Linked DNA regions of Mus musculus: all the other regions are linked to region 3. The links are chromatin contacts, found by Hi-C or POLR2A ChIA-PET in ENCODE. All regions are on one chromosome and are shown on one strand. The core of a region is the stretch at or near the end of the contact, and the rest is flanking DNA. Distances in the headings are between cores, read along the strand shown. Region 1 holds the start of Cep295 (centrosomal protein 295). Region 2 holds the start of Taf1d (TATA-box binding protein associated factor, RNA polymerase I, D). Region 3 holds the start of Fam76b (family with sequence similarity 76, member B).

Evidence for each region. Hi-C counts contacts between places; a loop is a spot of excess contacts on that map. ChIA-PET counts read pairs that join two places held with the same protein, here RNA polymerase II (POLR2A).
Region 1: a map of T-helper 17 cell shows a loop between it and region 3 (6-fold over the local background). The contact joins the promoter of Cep295 here to the promoter of Fam76b in region 3. A Hi-C loop is called at or near these places in 2 of 37 maps with a recorded cell type or tissue (T-helper 17 cell and T-helper 2 cell). POLR2A ChIA-PET finds 5 or more read pairs at or near these places in 1 of 5 experiments (embryonic stem cell).
Region 2: POLR2A ChIA-PET joins it to region 3 with 12 read pairs in embryonic stem cell. The contact joins the promoter of Taf1d here to the promoter of Fam76b in region 3. A Hi-C loop is called at or near these places in 1 of 37 maps with a recorded cell type or tissue (regulatory T cell). POLR2A ChIA-PET finds 5 or more read pairs at or near these places in 3 of 5 experiments (all embryonic stem cell).

Annotation. Positions count from the first base shown.
Region 1 is chr9:15,356,426-15,360,501 of GRCm38, reverse strand. Cep295 (centrosomal protein 295) reads left to right here and starts at 2,714. Exons shown (of 27, transcript NM_176976.4): 1 at 2,714-2,876. The coding sequence starts at 2,759.
Region 2 is chr9:15,303,862-15,307,703 of GRCm38, reverse strand. It overlaps Taf1d (TATA-box binding protein associated factor, RNA polymerase I, D), which reads right to left and starts at 1,490. Exons shown (of 7, transcript NM_029248.2): 1 at 1,421-1,490. It overlaps 4931406C07Rik (RIKEN cDNA 4931406C07 gene), which reads left to right and starts at 1,537. Exons shown (of 9, transcript NM_001199485.1): 1 at 1,537-1,667.
Region 3 is chr9:13,826,238-13,830,037 of GRCm38, reverse strand. It overlaps Fam76b (family with sequence similarity 76, member B), which reads right to left and starts at 2,322. Exons shown (of 10, transcript NM_176836.4): 1 at 1,977-2,322; 2 at 1,214-1,278; 3 at 259-313. The coding sequence starts at 2,063. It overlaps Cep57 (centrosomal protein 57), which reads left to right and starts at 2,931. Exons shown (of 11, transcript NM_026665.4): 1 at 2,931-3,182. The coding sequence starts at 3,138.

The DNA.
Region 1 (4,076 bases), core at 1,465-3,964, 1.5 Mb before region 3:
CTTCAGTCAAAAACAAAGTATTATGGGATGTGGTGGCCATGCCTTTAATCCCAGCACTCAGATGGCAGAGGGAGGCAGATCTCTGTGAGTTCAAGGCCAGCTTTGTCTACACAGCAAGTTTCAAGACAGCCAGGACCACATAGAGAGACCCTGTCTCCAAAACAAGATTTATGAAAGAATGTATTAAAAATCAAAATGTAGAAAGTAGCACATGTCATGTACTTTGTGCCAGGCATTGTCCTAACAGCTTTAAATCTCACAGCCACCTTTGGAACAGTTTTACTACATCTGAGTTGATAAAACTGACTTCTAGGGGAAGTTCAGGAATTAGCACAGAGTCAGAGTTGGTAAACTAGAAATTTACAACCAAAAAGTTGGACTCTAGAGCCAACGTATTAAACATTACTTTGTTTTATCCCCCATGATACCAGATATCATGTCTACAGAGATAAATCTATAGCCTCACAAGTCAGGATGGCACATGCCTTTAATCACAGCATTAGGAACATAGAGGCAGAGGATCTCTGTGAGTTCAAGGTCAGCCTATCTTTATGTCAAGTTCCAGAGCATTCAGTGAGATCAAGTCTCACAAACAAAACTTCAGCCTCTTTTAATTTAGAAAACACAGAACTCCATATTGAAAGCATCTTAAATTCAGAGTTCCTGTCAGAAAATACAAGTGAACAGGTGTACACAGAGTTACCTCTTTGTGCTCTCTGGTGTATGTCACACTTGTGCTTTCAGATCAGCTTGTGTTGTCACCTGATTCTCAGATTCATATTCTAGTTTGAACTAAAAAAAGAACGTGTTCATTTTTATTGATTCCAAGAACAATTACTGCAAAATACTGTGGTTTACCCACTTTAGGTCATATGCCCATCACAATAGCAAGCGAGCTAGAGGGTTGCAATGGCCTGGTCTTGGCCATACCTCTGTGACCTGGGGTGCTGGGTCTGTATCAAACGGCAAAGTTCTTAAGAAAGAAGCCTAAGCAGATAATCTTATACTTTTAAAAAATATGCAAACTGCCTTCACATGCCTTAATCGTTGGGTCTCCATGGACCATGGGAAGAGGGCAGGCCAAGTATAACTAAGGACACCACAGTGGATTAAGCTGCCCACAGCATCTCTCATAGAGATAACTTCCTCCTAACTTGAATTGGGCTGGCCCTCGTATATAACCAATAAAATGCGGCAATTTTTTAAAAATTTTATTTTTATTGAATATTTTCTTTAAATTTCCAATGTTATCTCCTTTCCCAGTCCTCCCACCCCCGAAAACCCCTATCTCATCCTCCATCCCCCTGCTTCTATGAGAGTGTTCCCCCACAATGTATAGGCTGACACTCTCTCACCCTACTGAGCTTGCTCTGATCCCTCCTGGTTTCCTATTCAAAACAGAACATGTCTCAAGCTCAGATTTCCACTTGAGTACTTTCTGCCCAAGACGCCAGCTGGGTAGAGCTGTCCAGTCATCAGGTCAGCAAATGACAGAGGGGTGTCAGGCAACTGAACCAAAAGTGCTTGCTACACCTCTTCTTCCAGACTTGCGACCAAGTGAACATGCCTCTGCTGGGAATGGTGCATGAGTTTAATGCAGATGGATCTCCTTATGGCAAGGCCTGAGGAGTTGGGTCCCCACATGGCAAAGACCTATGGGATATTGGAACAGAATCTCCTGGCCTTTCCCCAAGGAATGCTTGGTTCGCTTTTGCCTTGCATTTGTGTGTTTGACTTTGTTATTGGAAGTATTTGCTTTTACTTTGTTTGTGACAGATGTTTCTCTAGAATCAGAAAGTTTGGACTGTGATTCATTCCTATTTGTCTCTGAGGCCATGAAAGTGGAATAGACCACTACTCCTGTGTTTGTTAATAATGATGCGGTTGGTCAACAAGAGGGCCTAGTCTGTGTACACCAGCTAACATCCAGATGTTCTCTCCTTATGGTTACTTAGTTCCAACAATTTGCCCTACAGTGCTGTTCCAAACAATAGTTACATGGGTATTAAAAGCTTAAGAAGGTCTTTCTGGATTGTTGGTTCCAAGACTTAACAGGAATATTCAGAGGTTACACCAAGCAAGGATGAGCAACTGACTCGGTTTACTAATTTGCCCTGGGCACTAGAGGAATGAGATTTCCTAAGGGGACAGGCTAGGTGTCAATAATTAAATCAGAATTTCTCGGGTATGTAGTTTATCGCCTCTCTGTACTGTATCCTCAATTGGTTATGTATCAATGTGCTGGGTTAGATATTAGCCACGTGCTCAATCTATATTTCATCTTTCTTGATACTGTTCATGGGTTAGCAGGAAACCGTGGCGACTGAGAAGGAAGTACAGTGTGCACTTGGTTGAACATAGGAAGTTCTTAAAAGAGACGTGGAAAACTAGATGTATAAATAAAGGTAGTCTGAGTTGTCTCGGTGTCAGAGTATAGTATGTGAACTGCACTTCCTGGTCCAAGTCTTCCGCCGATTCCACACATCCTCCTTCATGTTCTGAACCCGACCCAGGATTGACTGCCGGCGACAAAACACCACAGAGCAAGTGGGACAAGACCCTGACAGTTGAGAGGGATAATGGCCCGTTGCGCAAGCTGCGCGTGCGTGCGTGCGTGCGTGCACGTGGGCGGGGCTGCGCGTGCGCCGAGCTGGAGGTGGGCGGGGGCTTGGCACGGCGCGGCCTTCCGGGCGGCCCCTGCGGAGGCGGTCCTAAGCTGGTTCCCGCCGTCCGATCCCGCCATTGGCGGGCCGTTTGAATGACGGAAGTGACGAGAGCCGGGTCATGGCTGTCCCGCAGGTACCCAAACGGCTGCTGGGTAGCCGGCCGGGTGCGGGTGCCTGTGTGTCGTGAGGCCAGACCACACACGCTGTCAGGTGAGTGACGGAGGCCCGCCAGGGTTCTTCTGGCTGGCCGCGAGCAGGCTGGCGAACCTTCCGGCCCTTTAAACCGCCCCGAGGCCGGCCCTACAGAGAGCTCGGCCTTTCTGAGGCATCCGCCACCCGTAGCTCTTCTGGTACTCTTCCTACACTCAAGCTATGAAAAAAATGGCAGTCTCATTCGAGAGTGTTAGTTCACCCTGTAATCCCAGCACATGCAAGGCAGTGCTGAGGCAGGAGAAATGCCTCGTGTTCAAGACCAGCCTAGGCAATAAACCCTACAGCAGCGAATGGTTGTCGTCAGTCTTACATTAGAATGTGTTCGGCGGTTGGGTAGTAATTAAGCCACACGTACATATAGTACAGCCACGTGTGGTGGCTATTACCCCCTTACACGGAATAAAGTTAACAAGGCCCAAGGGATTTGAAACTTGGCTTCTGCCTTTTGCTAATGAATGGCTCTTGCATCCACATCTATTAATTTTTTGGTTACTGTGTGTCAGATACTGCCTAATCCTTAGAAGGAAATCTATCAAGATAAGCCCTACTGTGTCCATCATTATTGGACACTTAAAACACAGAACTTGAAGAGTCCACATGGGTAGAAATGACTAGTGAACAAGCCAGGTAACAGGATTCTACTTAATAGATGCAGGAGGAATACTTGTCTCCTATGGAGGACAACTTAAAATGTTCCTCTCTTGGAGCCTCAACCATCCTCAGGAGTATTTTCTTAAGAATTCAGTGGAGTGTATTGGAAAAGGCTTTTTTTGTTTTGTTTTGTTTTCCGAGACAGGGTTTCTCTGTGTAGCCCTGGCTGTCCTGGAACTCACTCTGTAGACCAGGCTGGCCTCAAACTCAGAAATCCACCTGCCTCTGCCTCCCGAGTGCGGAAAAGGTTTTCAATTCAAGCAATTACTACTGTTTGACATTTGTTCTTCGATGAAGTCATGACTGGGTCTGCCATGTAGTACTGTATATGGATTAGTCACTTTCTCGTTCAGTCCACGCTGAATTATTTATAAGATGCAAGACAGTTTTTTAGACAAAAGAGATGAGGTGATGAATAAGATCATACTTGTCCTGACCACAATTGTGATAAAGAATTCTCTGTGAAAAGGAATGGTTTCAAGCTGGGCATGGTGGCGCACGCCTTTAATCCCAGCACTCGGGAGGCAGAGGCAGGCGGATTTCTGA
Region 2 (3,842 bases), core at 241-2,740, 1.5 Mb before region 3:
TACCAGCAGTCTAAGTTCAGCATACTCCTTCCCACTGTGTGAATTTCTGTAAAATCCCTATGGATAGTACATTTTATATCTACTTTAAAGCCTCTGAGTGGGCTTGTTTCCAGTATCCACATCGGGTTGCTCACAATCTCCTGTTAACTCCAGCTCCCTGTTAGTGATCTTTTGTCTTCCAGAGTACCCTCACACATATGGCATAGTTTTCTTTAAATATGTGAGTGAAAACAAGAAGCCACATTCCAATGCAGTTTGTTTTCTCACTAAATCTACCCCCAAAACCCGACATGGCTTTAACCACCACCTAGCCTCACAGTAGCATTTCTAATTCCAATCTGGGCTGCGAACTCGACACTGAAACAGAGTTCGGGTAGTTGGGATATGGCGATAGTGGCTCAAAAATCACTACTGATCAAATGGTCACAGGCCTGTAATCCTAACAACGTGTAAAAGAACCTTTAGATTATGGCTGAGACGATAGCCTAGCAGTTAAGTATACTGTCAATGGCCGGGCGTGGTGGCGCACGCCTTTAATCCCAGCACTCGGGAGGCAGAGGCAGGATTTCTGAGTTCGAGGCCAGCCTGGTCTAAAAAGTGAGTTCCTGGACAGCCAGGGCTATAAAGAGAAACCCTGTCTCGAAACCTCCCCCCCCAAAAAAGAAATGAATAGAATACTGTCAATGGACTAAGATGAGACTCCCAGAACTCACATGCCAGCCTAAAAATAGCTGTAAGCAGTCCTAAGAGATTCGATGTCCTCTTCTGGGCTCTGTGAGCACTGCGTGCACGTGGTGTAGAAATATTAGGCAGGCAAAACGGCCATATGTACTAAAGGAGAAAAGACTACAGTTTTCCTAGGCTACACAAAATCCTAGAACTAAAAATAATCACAACTTTCGAGGATAAGAAAAACAGGGTGACTACGACCTTAGATTGCAAAATGCCCGCTACATGAATTGCTTTTTTAAATTAACCCACCAAAACTGAAATTTAAGGTTGACCCGGTCGCCCCAACGATATGCCTGTGAGTAAATCAAAGATAATTCCTAGGAATCACTCCCACCTGTACGCTACTTTACAGTTCCGAGACTACAAGCTTTGGAGGCCACGTGGTGAGCTGCGTCGACTATGCGCCGTGGGCCCGCTGCAAGACCCTTTCGGAACGTAACCTAAGAGATGTGCGCAGGCAGCACGCGACCCCTTACACGGCACTAAAAACGCCCTCCAGGCCCAGAACACCTCGGCCTCTCCCAACAGCGACCCGGAGCCTCGTGCGGCCTGCGGATGGCGGGATTCCGGCCCGCTGCTCTGGCCCTACAAGAGCGCCGTTTCCGCGCGGACCGCAGCCCAAAGAACCCCGCCCTGCGGCCCCGTCGCCCGCAGCAGACCTGAGCGGCCACAGTGAACAACCGCTTACCTCTTCCGCCGCGTCGAAAAGAGCGCTCCCGGCGCCCAGCAGCCGGACTAGGACAAGGACGAAATCTCGCGTGAGTACACGTTGGTGGGCGTGGCTGTGCGTGTGGTGGGCGGGCCTCCGGGAGGGGCGGTACCCCGGCTCTCCCTTGGCCTAGAGCTATCAGAAAAGACTGGCAGGAGACTAAACCTGTGTTCGAACCTGAGTGGAAAGAAGGCCTTCCTGCAAGTGGGAGGACACTGCGGGCCAGGTGAGCGTCGATTTGTTGTGGTGACTGAGCCCGCAGTGTGCCAAGCTCTCTGTCAGACTAAGGGTGGCATGTGTTATGGATTTCTGTACTGTCCCTGTGTCCTCACTTGCCTCCTACTTTTTTTTTTTTTTTTTTTTGGTTTTCGAGACAGGGCTTCTCTGTGTAGCCCTGGCTGTCCTGGAAGGCACTTTGTAGACCCGGCTGGCCTCGAACTCAGAAATCCACCTGCCTCTGCCTCCCGAGTGCTGGGATTAAAGGCGTGCGCCACCACGCCCGGCACCTTCTACTTTTTGACCCCTGCACACACTGTCCAACAGTCTGTGGAATCCTGCAGCATTGACTCTGGCTTTGCACCCATGCAGGTCCACTAGGACTAAGTTGTAAGGGAACATTACAAACACCTTATTGAGTGCGTGACAAGATCTGTGGTGAGAGGGCAGATATTACTATCCCTTGAGTTCTCATAGACAAACACATTTCAAATGTAAAGTTGTTGGCCTAGAGATATAACTGGATTATAGAGAGCTTGCCTAGTGTACATGGCACCACGGAGAAAAAAAAATAAAAACAAAAAAAGCAAACAAAGACCTGTGTGTGTGGTTAGATCAGTATGAATATAGGGTCCTATGTGACTGAATGAACTATTTGCAAAGCTGTAAAGCCAGCCTTGTGCTTGAACCCTACTAGTCTAGTATATCGTAAAAGTGTGGTATATCATAAGTACCTAATAATTAGCAATATATTGTGTGCAATATATTTGGAAGAGAGAAGTCCCCTCTAGGTGGAAGATGGGCACTTCTCCTGGTGCTGCAGGATTATTCTGAAGTCTTCCTGGTGTCAGCCAAAGGGGCCATTTCTTCACTGCTGATTCAGCTTAGGGTGGGGTGCATTCTGGATTTACAGACCTGCCTTTGAGTTTGTTGTTGTTGCTGCTGTTGTTTGACACATGTCTCTTTATGTAGCCCTGACGATCCTGGAACTTGATTTGTAAACCAGGCTGGCTTTAACCTCACAGAGAACCTCTTGCCTTTACAGCCCTCTGCCTCCAGTGCTGGAGCTAAACATGTGCACCACCATGCCTGGCTTGAACCTGCTTTTGAATCCTGTTTCTGCCATGTAACAACTGAATGATCTTGAATAAATTTTGTTTCCTTTTCTGTACAGTAAGAAGTACAATATGTCTGTCATGGATTTGAGAATTTTGAGGGACTTTAAAGGGCCTGACAATTTCTGAATACAGGATGGCCTTAATCATGACACTCAGCATGATTGTCACCGTTAGCCTGTTGCTTTCCGTGTCGTTTCTCCCCCTGCACGTTTCTCTACCCTGTGTCTGAGCCATTGGCTCCCACCACTTACATCAGGAAAGTAAATATCTGCCTTCATCTGGCTGGAAGCTGTGCTGGAGCAGCTCTGACTATCGATGGAAACCATTCCCTTTGGCTCCTAATTCCAACTCCAACCTCTGCACACACGTGTTCTCCCCTGCCGTCATCTACACAAACGTACATTTCTAAACCAGTTATTCGGTCTGGAGAGTCCCATGGTTAGACTTTGTCTCTATTTTGGTAGGAATATAAAACAAACTGATTTTCTTTTAAGAAAGTAGAAAGTATAAAATTAGGGATATTGCTGGGCGGTGGTAGCACATGCCTTTAATCCCAGTACTCTGTGAGTTCGAGGCCAGCCTGGTCTACAGAATGAGTTCTACAGGACAGACAGGACTAGACAGAAAAATCTTGTCTCCAAAAGGGGGGTGTTACTCTAATTTGAATTCCTATTATTCCTATTATTCTACTACAAGTATAATCATCTAAAGTGCTTTCATTTTCCTCACTATATACTGAGCTATACTAAGACTGGGTGTGGTAGTACATACATCGAACTGGCCCAGCACTCAAGGGATCCAAACAGGAAGAGCACAGTACCAGACTAGCCTGGGCCATATAGTGAACCTTATCTCAACAAAAAATAAAGTAAAATCAAGCAATCAGCATTGGATTAACACACTGCTCATTGAGCAGATTGGGCATGTCTGTATACTAGGCAATATCTCTGGACGCCTGGTACAAAGTGTGATAGACTGTTAACATGGGGCATCTGGGTAAAGAGTGTGGAAGCTAGATTTGTATATGATATATCAGTCTTAAACTATTTCAAAGAAAATTAGCATGT
Region 3 (3,800 bases), core at 1,073-3,572:
CCAGCAACCACATGGTGGCTCACAACCATCCATAATGAGATCTGATGCCCTCTTCTGGTGTGTCTGAAGACAGCTACAGTGTACTTACATATAATAAATAAATTAATTAATTAAAAAAAAAGACTACAGGAAATTTCTTCCATGAGCTATTTTGATATGTACAGATTCACAAGTATTGAGACTGGACTGTTTTATGAGAAAAGTCATGAAGAACATTAACTAGTCAGTAATAATGACTTGAAATGAAAACATACTTACTGTTCCAAATTGCTTGACATTTTGAGCACACTTCTTACAAATTGTGTTAGTTTTACTGAAAAGGAAATTATTCAGATGATTACACTCATGTAGCTTTCCAGGGTAAGCTAACATATTCTGACCTAAAGTAAATGGTCGAGTCAAAGATTGCACATTGCTTATTCTAATTAACAATGAGTGTCTTCTCAAAAACAGTACTAATTTTAGAATAGTTTTCTGTAAATTTAGTTTTATTAAAGACAAATTTTCCATATATAATTTATGTATTACACAGTGCCTACAGGTCTCAGGACATATGCCCAGGTTAGTCTCTAAGTAGTAATTCTCCTGCCTCCACCTCCAAACACTATGCTTATAGGCACCCAGCTCAGTGCATATTTTCTATAAAGAAGATAAAGCGGAAGCTCTAATGCCTTCCCTCTGGCTCTAATGCTCCCTCACCACCATGACTGCACATCCTCAGCATCAGGGCCCACCGCACTCCCCAGTCCACAGTCTCCACTGTCATGTCCACATACTCAGTAATAAAAGGACTTGTTCTCTTGAGCTTACTCTGTGTCCTCTAAAAGAGGGATTTCCTGTTAAAAACATCTGTGCTAATCACACTGCTTAAGGCAGTGACTTCAGTCTTCCAAGGCAGTTAGTAACACTGTAGCTCTTTCCTCAGGTTAATTAGCAGTTTCCCATTTAAAAAAAAAAAGTTTAAAAGTAATTGCTTATATTTTGACTGTTGGCAGAAGTGTACATTTTCCATCTATCAATTTTATCCCTTATTTTCACATGTAAAACCAGAATTTCTTTAGTTAAATGTCTTCTCTCATACTGTACATAGTAGCTCTAAATTTTAAATTTCAAAAACAAATCAGTTTTTCAAAGCACTTTAACACAAATATTACAACCCCTAATTATTCCTTATACGAATTTGTAACAATGAAAGACTGCTCAGTATACAAACCTCTCCTGCTGAAATTCTGATCTGCAGTAAGTACATTTTACAATAGGATGTGCAATCCGACATTCCTGTAATAAGATAATACATAAGTCAGTATTTATTTCAGAGACCCAATCTCACTCTTTGGTAGAAATTAATCGACTTAGTCAAGTGCCTGAAATGTCAATAAAACCTGGCTGGCAACGTAAACAACTGGGTGACTTATCACATCAGCCGTCAGGCAGAGTATAATTCCATGGGGATATTTTTGTCCTTAGTGGAGGGGGGGGGTGCGGAGGGGGTATATGGAACAGAGAGAAACTAAGGAAGCTGTCAGGACTGACTTCCAGGGGTGGTTTACATGTGAAACTACTAGTTATTTTGTACAATTGCTCACAGACAGCATCCCGGCTTTTATGGGATGGGAGGAGCTCCAAATCAGAGAGCACTCTGTTCCTAAACCAGTCGCTTCGCTTTCCGGGACAGGGAAGCAGAATGCCATCAGCTCTGCAGCTTCGGGTTGCTAGCAAGAAAGTGCAAACACGGGCCCTGCCTCCCAGTGGAAGGAGAGGGCAGTCCCTGCCAAAGCTGGGATGAGAGAGTCTGCACCCAATCTCTGCGACACGGAGGACTGGTGGCCGCTTGGCTCAGCCCCACCCGAGACCGCCAGAAGCGGCCGAGCTAGCCCAACCTGCGAGCAGGCGGGACGCGGTCGACACGGGGCTCGCCCATATAATGCCCGGGCCCTGGCGGGGAGCGGTGCGCTGAACGACCGGCGCCCACCGACCTTGCAGAGCTGTTGGCCCTGCGAGAGCTCCTCGAAGGGGTAGCGCTGCGTGCACTTGGTGCAGGCGTACAAGGCCGACGCCGCCATCCTGCTTTCCGGCTCCTCCGCGCGCGCTCAGGCGGGGCCTCCGGGAACTCGGCTGCCCCGCCCGCGGGCTCTTCTGCTGCTGTGGCCCAGTCCCGGTAACTGCCGGGTCCCCTGCGTCTCCCTCCGCCTCCGCCGCCGTCCCGGGACACCTACTGCCGCCCGCCCCGCCGCTCCCGTTTAGGCCCGGACCGCGGCGGAGGGAGACGAAGCGGGAGCTAGGCGGTGGATTCCGCTTCCTCCTCGGTCTCGCGTCCCTCTCTACGATTGGCTACAGAGAGCCTTACGTCACTAGAAAGCTCCGCCCAGTCCCTGGCCTAGGTTCGGCAGGGAGCGCCCACAAAGAGAGAAAGTACCAACCAATAGGAAGCCGCCGCTCTCAGAGCGCGAAATCCGCTTTGAAAAGATCCCGCCCACAAGCCACGGCCAGTCGTCGTTTGGCTGGTGCGCTTGAGCCCATTGGCCAGGGGGTCCACGAAACGCCGCTTTTTTTCAGTCCTTGGCTTCCATTGGACCATATCCTTAAGCCCCTCCTACTTCTGTTTGTCATTGGCCGAAAGGTCAGTACATCAAATGGAGAAGCAACGCTCTCTGGAGTTTATTCCTGGGATGCTGATGGAGTATGTCAACTTTCCATTCTCCTTTATTCAGCTTCCGTCATCCGCCTCAGCAGGCGCTGAAGGTTCCAGAAGCCCTAGCCTTTGCTTCCTCATCCAGAAAATCCATCCCTTTTCAGACGCTCCCAGAGCCGTCTGTCAACTCAGACGTTGCCGTTCCCGCAGGCTCCGCGATGCGCTACCTTGTGACGTCACCGAGAGAGGAGGCGGGCTCTTCCCTGCCACCAGAAGTTGTCCTCTTTTCTGATTGGTCACTGGAAGGCGTCTATCAAGACGCGTTGCCTTTCCCGTGCGCGCTGAGTGTGGCGTCCTTGTGGTTTGCGAGACCGAGGCTCCTATAGGGTTCGCAGCTCGCCCGCCCCTTCCATCGGGGACTTGGATTCCGCTTGCCCCAGGCGGGCGGCTGTCGAATCCGGAGGAGGAGCTCAAGGACGGCGTCTGGGGTTGCGCAGGTGGGAAGATGGCGGCAGCCTCGGTCTCGGCGGCTTCTGATTCTCAGTTTTCGGTAAGGGGCGGCAATCGCGTGGGTTCCAGGTGGGCCTGTACGGCTCTCCGGGTTGCCTCACTTTTCAGGGGGCCCGCGATCTGGCGTCAGCCCTCGTCCCGCAGGATGGCGGGCTGCCCGAGGCCGCGTGCCACTCCCGGAGGCTGCAACTGTGTTTTCTGGAGCACCTCCTTTTCCACCCTGCGTTCCCTTGTCCTCTCAGCCGGTGCTTTGGAGCGTTGTCCCGAGCCTGGCTGGTGCACTCTCAGGCCCGCTAACACAAAGCTCTGTCGGTCACGTGAGCGTAACGGCCCGTCTCGGAAACTCACTAACAGGTAGGTGTGCAGGTTTGTAGAGTGGCAGCCGCTGAGGCGTCCGTGGTCCCCAGAGTGCGTTTTCGCCCTTGCTGCCGTGCCTCTCTGTTTGTTGCGCGACCCTTGCAGGCGGAGCCCGGGCATTCCCACTTCCCATTACTAGACTCTGTATGGAAAAGTTGCTCTGGAGAAGCGATCGGGAAAATTAAGCCTGCGGGTTTAGTTAGTCACTGATGTTTTAAGAGTGGATTGTGGCGCTCAGTCTTTTGGAAAACGCTCCAATAGGAAGAAATAAGAATTAAATGTGAGAAAACTGGAGTTCTTT